Linked DNA regions of Homo sapiens: region 1 is linked to region 2. Evidence: read pairs that join two places in POLR2A ChIA-PET (ENCODE). Cell type or tissue: CD4-positive, alpha-beta T cell. All regions are shown on one strand.

What was found. ChIA-PET counts read pairs that join two places held together with the same protein. Peaks named below come from ENCODE experiments on the same cell type or tissue, not always from the same donor. Only the 100,000 strongest peaks of a DNase experiment are listed, where the experiment ranks them.
Region 1: POLR2A ChIA-PET joins it to region 2 with 5 read pairs; 4 of 35 experiments call an interaction of 5 or more read pairs at or near these places.

The regions. Positions count from the first base shown.
Region 1 is chr5:55,957,364-55,961,363 of GRCh38, reverse strand. It overlaps IL6ST (interleukin 6 cytokine family signal transducer), which reads left to right. Exons shown (of 17, transcript NM_002184.4): 8 at 803-962. Among named protein-coding and RNA genes, the nearest start is that of IL6ST, 36 kb to the left of the region's middle. In CD4-positive, alpha-beta T cell, no CTCF peak of the experiment used is centred here; a DNase peak (open chromatin) is centred at 1,983.
Region 2 is chr5:56,104,932-56,108,931 of GRCh38, reverse strand. All of the region lies in intron 10 of ANKRD55 (ankyrin repeat domain 55), which reads left to right. Among named protein-coding and RNA genes, the nearest start is that of IL6ST-DT, 110 kb to the right of the region's middle. In CD4-positive, alpha-beta T cell, no CTCF peak of the experiment used is centred here; no DNase peak of the experiment used is centred here; H3K27ac peaks cover 2,939 bases.

The DNA.
Region 1 (4,000 bases), 150 kb after region 2:
GCTCTAAGCCCCAGAGTACTAACTGCACTGTCTAAGGATTCCATATACTCTGCATGTAGTCCCTTTATGAAGCCCTCCTTGAATTATTCTAAATGGAGTGTGCCATCTGTTTCCTGCAGAAATCCTAAGTTATATTACAGGCCCTGTGGAAGAAATAAAGGGAAAAAAGGAAAGATAATAGATGTTTCCATACTTCTAAAACCAAATAACTTTACTGATTTGGACTGCTTTTTAACTTACACTTATTTCTCTCCAGAGGTTGAGTTTAATGTATTAGTCTTGTGTCAATAAAATAGTTTCAAGAGGCTGAGGCAATAGAATCACTTGAACCTGGGAGGCGGAGGTTGCAGTGAGCTGAGATCGCGCCATTGCACCATTGAGCTCCAGCCTGGGCGACAGAGGGAGACTCTGTCTCAAAAATAAATAGTTTCTAGGCTGAGCGCAGTGGCTCACATCTGTAATCCTGGCACTTTGGGAGGCCGAGGCAAGTGGATTGCTTGAGGTCAGGAGTTACAGACCAGCCCGGCCAACATGGTGAATCTTGTTGATACTAAAAAAGTACAGAAATTAGCTGAGAGTGGTGGCGGGCACCTGTAATCCCAGCCACTCAGGAGGCTGAGGCAGGAGAATCGCTTGAACCTGGGAGAGGTAGAGGTTGTGTTGAGCCAAGATCGCACCACTGCACTCCAACCTGGGCAACAGAGCAAGGCTGTGCCTCAAAAAAAAAAGTTTCTGAATTTTAACACAATTTAGAAGACCTTACTAATTGAGGTTTTCTGTTGTTTGGTTTGCTTTGTTTCAGATTCCTCCTGAAGACACAGCATCCACCCGATCTTCATTCACTGTCCAAGACCTTAAACCTTTTACAGAATATGTGTTTAGGATTCGCTGTATGAAGGAAGATGGTAAGGGATACTGGAGTGACTGGAGTGAAGAAGCAAGTGGGATCACCTATGAAGATAGTAAGTACATAAGTATATGAAGAAGTAAAGCTATTGGAATTCCAGATGTGAACTGGTTCTGGTTTTAATAATATAGCCTCATTGCTTCTTAGTTTGTGATCATTTTATTCAAACTGCAGTATTTTAACGTTTTAATTTTTAAGGACATTAAGATGTAAAATTGAATATGGATCATTGATAGTATAAGTCTATTTGATACCTAATTAAATTATCATGGAGGCCAGATGCGGTGGCTCACACCTGTAATCCCAGTACTTTGGGAGGCCGAGGTGGGCGGATCACAAGGTCAGGAGTTTGAGACCAGCCTGGCCAATATGGTGAAACCCCTTCTCTATTAAAAATACAAAAATTAGCCGGGCGTGGTGGTGGGCGCCTGTAGTCCCAGCTACTCGGGAGGCTGAGGCAGGAGAATCGCTTGAACCCAGGAGGTGGAGGTTGCAGTGAGCCAAGGTCACGCCACTGCACTTCAGCCTGGGTGACAGAACGAGACTCCGTCTCAAAAAAAAAAAAAATTCATCATGGAATGGTGACTTAGATACATCTATCAGAAAACCGTTAACTGTTGATAAGTCTAGAACATTTTATTCAAGGAGACTTGTCCAGAGATACTCCTAACTAGAGAATCATATCCTGAATCATTAAAACCACACTGTCTAGCAAACTACACCTTAGATCCCCACTATCAAAAATATACTTGTATTATACCTTTTATTCATTTTTTTTCTAATAGCACTTGATAAGCCCCTGGGAAGCGGTTGATCCTGGAATTTTGGTTGGTTAGTTTTTATTTTCCTTTTTTCTCCTATAGATAATATATATGATATAGAATAAAAAAGGCACAAAAAGAGTGTACAGTCTAAAGTAAGATCCTCACTGCAAAGCATCTGATGTTACTAAGTTCAAGAAATAATCCCGTGGCATAGATTTTTCATTTTGAGACCTTCCTATCACAGACTCATCTCTTAGTTATCAATGGCAGTAGCTGTGGCTGAAAAAATCCCCTACCACCTATATCCCTTTACTTCCAGCTCTTCTAGAGGTTTAGGTCATGTGACTTGAGAACATCAAAGGCAGAAAAGTACCCTTCTGCCCTAAGATTTCTCTCATAAATGCTGAGAAAGAAATCAATTTTGCTATTGCTGCTGTGGGAGTCCTCAGCCAGATTGCTTTGTCTTGACCAGGAATTCTTAAAATGAGATACATGGGGAGGAGTTCATGAAATAGTTTAAAATGTAGGTAAAATATTGTGGTTAGTGCCTGTGTGCATTTTTAATGGACAAGTGTACATAATCTTTGTCAAATCAATGCGTGAATGAAGTCTCTGGGTTCCCTTTATGTTAGGAAATATTTCCAGCTCATAATTTTTTTTTAATAATTTCATGTTCTTTATTCTGTTTGAGTGCTGCACTGTACTCATGTGAATTTATCTATTTTAACTTCTGTACCAGCAGCCTTTTTCCCAGCCTTCCTGGTCTGCCTGTCCTATCCTTTCTGTTTTGCTGTCTGTAATTGCCTCTTCATGATTAACATATCAGTACTTAAATTTTTTTTTTTTTTTTTTTGGAAATAGTGCCTCACTCTATTGCCCAGGCTGGAGTGCAGTGGCATGAACACGGCTCGCTGCAGCCTCTACCTCCAAGGCTGAAGCGATCCTCATGCCTCAGCCCCCAACATAGCTGGGACTATAGGCACGTGTCACCATGCCCAGCAAATTTTTGTATTTTTTTGTGGAGACAAGGTTTTGTCATGGTGCCCAGGCTGGTCTTGAACTACTGAACTGAAGTGAACCACATCCCTCGGCCTCCCAAAGTGCTGGGATCGCAGGCACGAGCCACCACACCCAGCCTTACTGCTTAGATTTTATTCAACTCCTGTCTTATTCTACTGACTACCATATCTTGTTATTATATTCATAAAAATTTTGAGAAATCAGTTAATGCCATTGATTTTTTTAAGACAAACTTTTTACAAAAAGCTTAACAATGATAAGTAAAAATGAAATGTCAGTTGATATTACTTATTGCTAAAAAATTAAAAATTATATGCTACATTTAATGGCTATTATAAGTTTTGAAAAATTAATACTACAGGTATTTTTAAAACCGAATTTAATTACTGGTATTTAACAATTTATGTTTTGGCTGGGTATGGTGGCCAAACCCCAGCTACTTGGGTTGCTGAGGTGGGAGGATCACCTGAGCCTAGGAGCTGAAGGTTATAGTGCACTATAGTCATCCACTGCACTCCAGCCTGGGCAACAGAGCGAGACACTGTCTCTGGAAAAAAACCACTATGTTTTATGGATTGCTTTTTCAGATGGTTAGTGATTATCACAACAATACTGTGAATTTGTTTTTATTACATCCCATCACTCTCAATCATCCTTATATAAAGTAATAAACTTATTTTAGTACATTTATCTTAATTTGTTTTATTATTCTTGTGAATATTTAGGAGTAAGCAATGTGTTTAAATAGATTTTCCAGTTTGATTTTCAGCGATAAGTAGTATCAACTTATGTTTATTTCATTTTTATTTTTTACTGTTAAAAACTTTATTTTAAAAAGTTTTTTTCTTTAAAAAATCATATTAACTAATTTTTCAAAATTTTTATAAATATAATTAGAAGACCTGGTATTTAATAGAATAAGAGAGGAGTTGAATAAAATCTAAGCAGTGATGTGTTGATCATGAAGAGGCAATTACAGATGACAAAACAGAAGTGAGGACAGGCAGACCAGGAAGGCTGGGAAAAGGCTGCTGGTACAGGAGATTCAAGTAGATAAATACAGTGCCAGCACACAAACAGAATAAAGAACATGAAGTTATAAGAAAGAGTGATGCCTCTTTAGTTGTTGCTCAGAATACATTTTTACCTTTACAATTTTGAGGTTAGAAAAGAGTTCCAGTATAATTGATCAGGCTATCACCCTGACTAAAGGAAGAGCCAGGTGTTTTGTGCTGGGTTGGGAAAATGCTGGTATAAAGAGGTAGAGACACCATGCAATTGGAGGGCAAGAGTATTAAGAACAAAGTAA
Region 2 (4,000 bases):
CCAGGTAGCTGGGATTACAGGCATGTGCCACCACGCCTGACTAATTTTTGGATTTTTAGTGGAGACGGGGTTTCACTATGTTGGCCAGGCTGGTCTCGAACTCCTGACCTCGTGATCCGTCCGCCTCGGCCTCCCAAAATGCTGGGATTACAGGCGTGAGCCACTGTGCCCAGCTGCAATATGTTTTTTTAAAAAGTAGAAAAGGGCCATATATTTTTTCAGAATGAGCAAAATTCCTTTGCGTTTAATATGCAGTTGATTTTGACTCTCTTCACCCTTTGACATGTGCCCAGTGCCTGAAGCCTTTGAAGTAGAATATGGCTCCCTCACTCATATTTGTATACATATTTAGGCACAGGATAAATATGGATAAGCACATTAAGGCTGTTTCCTGATGTCTGAGAAAAACTCCAGTCAAGATTTTGCTTCCTCCACAAAGCACTGAAGCACTTGGCTGGTGGCATGGGTAGTGTTTGCATTTTTTTCTGCAGAAGGATCAGGAAGGGAACACAGTGGTCTGCCACCTTTTGACACTTCAGGGCCTCAACCCATCCTGTTTTCCAGAGTTAGGCCTGTCCCGGCCAAACGAATACCTTCTGTTATGAAAATCATGTGAAAATCTGAAAATCTTGTTCTTTTTCCGTTCCAAAGACAGCCTTGGCCTGTCTCTTTTACATCAGTTAGGATGGGGTTCAGCTTCCTGTAAAAGAAACCCAAAGTCACAGGGGCTTGAACAACATAGAAGTTTATTGCTATCACGGCCAGGTGCAGTGGCTCAGGCTTGTAATCCCAGCACTTTGAGAGGCCAAGGGAGGTGGATTGCTTGAGCTCAGGAGTTCAAGACCAGCCTGGGCAACGTGGTTAAGCTTCGTCTCTACAAAAAATACAAAAAAAATTAGCCAGGAGTAGTGGTACTTGCCTGTGGTCTCAGCTACTTGGGGGGCTGAGACGGGAGGATCACTTGAGCCTGGGAGGCAGAGGTTGCAGTGAGCCAAGATCGCACCACTGCACCCCAGACTTGGTGACAAAGTGAGGCCCTGTCTCAAAAAAAAAAAAAAAGTTTATTGCTATCACATGAAAGAAGTCTGAAGTAGGCAGTTCCCAGACATTTGGTGGCTCCACAATCATAAGCAACATAGGCTCTTTCCATCTATGTGCCCCGTCACCTAATGTATGGCTTCTCTCCTCGAGGGGCTGATGGAGCAGGAGGAAGGAAGTAGAGAGGGGGAAAAATGCGTGTCCCCATGTGAATCAGCTCCCATTAAGAACTCATCTGGCTTAAGTGCCACACTTCCGCTTGCATCTCATTGGCCTCTAAACTTTGGTCATATATTCACAGCTATCAACAAGGAGTCTTTTAGCTGGCCACGTTGCTATCCCTCCAAAATTGGATTTCTGTTTCTAAGTGAGGGAGGAGATATTAGATGGAGAGTTAGTACATTCTGACACATGTGCCACCCAAAAATTTCCATCTTATTTGAAATAAAAAGAAATTCAATAAACGTGGTTTGGGGATTTGCTCACTTACACAATGAAATAACTAGAAAAATCCTGGGACAGCAGAATAGCAGAAAGGGGAAGGTGAATTTCTCCAATGGAATCTGCCTATATCAAATATTTTTTTCAACCAATTTTTCTGAGTGCTGATTATAACTAGGAGCCATTCTAGGCAACTGAGTCATGATAAGATAAATTTCCCAAGTGTTTTCAGCCTATAAATCAGCTTTAAGGGGTATAGATTTACTAAAATGCTTCTGCAACTGACTTTAAATTGACTTTCTTCTCATGTTTAGATACAGTCATAGGGTTTCAAAAATGGAAAGGAGCTTAGTCATTTGATCAAACATTAAATGATTGCTGAGTGTTTATCACAGTTGATTTATCAAAAGAGAGTGAGGGATTTTTTTTTTTTTTTTTTTTTAGAGAGAGATAGGATCTGTCACCCAGGCTGGAGTACTGTGGCTTGATCATAGCTCACTTCAGCCTCAAACTCCTGGGCTTAAGCAATCCTCCCATCTCAACCTCCCATGTAACTGGAACTACAGACACATCTCCTCCTCTGGCTAATTTTTTTGTCATCATTTTTTTGTAGAGACAAGGGTCTCACTTTGTTACCCAGACTAGTCTAGAACCCCTGGCCTCAAGCAATCCTCCCATCTTGGCCTCCCAAAATGCTGGCATTATAGATATGAGCCACTAAGGCTGGGTGTGGTGGCTCATGCCTGTAATCCCAGCACTTTGGGAGGCCAAGGTAGGCGGATCACCTGAGGTCAGGAGTTCGAGACCAGCCTGGCCAACATAGTGAAACCCCATCTCTACTAAAAATACAAAAATACAAAAATTAGCCAGGTGTGGTGGCGGGCGCCTGTAGTCCCAGCTACTGTGGAGGCTGAGGTGGGAGAATCGCTTGAACTCAGGAGGCAGAGGTTGCAGTGAGCCGAGATCGCACCTGCACTCCAGCCTGGGCGACAGAGCAAGACTATGTCTCAAAAAAAAAAAAAAAAAAAAAAAGCTTTCCTAGCCTTACGGATTTTATTTTTGTGATCATTTTTAACAATAATTGTTTTGAGATCACTGAGGCTTCTGCACTACACTGAAGTGGGTGTTGTCGTTGTTGTTAGTCTAGGAGAGTTGAAACTTTATGTGAAAGTTTAATGTGGTAAAGCAGTTGGATAAATCATCCCACTATAGCACTGACTTGAACTTGGATTGTCCCTTTATCTTTGGATTTCCTCCTTTCCTGCCCTGGGTTTGGTAGAAATAATATGAGTTAGTAGTGCTGCTGTTAAAATTCCAGGCAGCCACTATCCAATGCTTACATCAGCAGCCCTGAACATTTAGCTGTAATGATTATTGCTTAACATTTATTGAGACCTGTCAGAGGTTGGATGCAGCAAGATGGGGGATGAAGCACTTATCCTAGAGACTTGGAATTTGGAGCACGTCAGCTTAATTCATTGCAGGCAGCTTTCAGAGAAAATGGAACAGAAAGCTCTGTGGTATTGTCTGCTAGCCTGGTTATTTATAAGCCGTCACAAGAAAAGTAAAAAAGTGTGCATTTCCTTTCTCCTGCAAAAGAGAGCTTCCTTCTCTAGAATTTTCTAGACTATCTCAGCCAACAATGCACTCTTCTGGCTGGTTAGGTCTGATCCTGTGATCCTTCTGTCTAAACCCATCAAACGTTTTGCATCTTTTCAGGACAAAGGCCAGGGTTCTAAACTGGGCAAACAAAGCCCTCACGGCATGGTCAGACCTCACGGCATGGTCATGCTCAGCTTCTGCACCGCCCATCTCAAATCCCCACCCCTACCTCTTCAGAAGTTCCTTGAATATGTCTCAGTTTCTTGACAATTTCATACCTTTCCATTCTATGACATCTTGGCCCTTGTTATTATTTTGGGTTCTCTCCACTGTGTGCTTGACCGATTCCTACAATCTTTTAAGAACCAGCTCAAAACTCACCTTCTATAATATGTGAAGGTCACCCTGATCTCTGTAGGAAATATGGCTCTTTCTTAGGACTGCTAATAAGAACAGCTCCACCTGGCCGGGCACGGTGGCTCACGCCTGTAATCCCAACACTTTGGGAGGCTGAGACGGGTGGATCACCTGAGGTCAGGAGTTCAAGATCAGCCTGGCCAACATGGTGAAACCCCATCTCTACTAAAAATACAAAAATTAGCCTGGTGTGGTGGCGCACGCCTGTAGTTCCAGCTACTCAGGAGGCTGAGGCAGGAGAATTGCTGGAACCCGGGAGGCAGAGGTTGCCGTGAGCCACGATGGCACTACTGCATTCCATCCTGAGAAACAGAGTGAGACACTGTCTCCAAAAAAAAAAAAAAAAAAGAATAGCTCCACCTTGCTGACCTACACACCTACACACTTCACTTTCCACAACATTGCAGGAGAGATTTTATCCTCTTTATAACTGAAGAAATTGAGACAGAGAGGTTAGCTCATCTGCCTAAGGTCACAGAGCTAGCTAGGAAGTGGCAGAGGA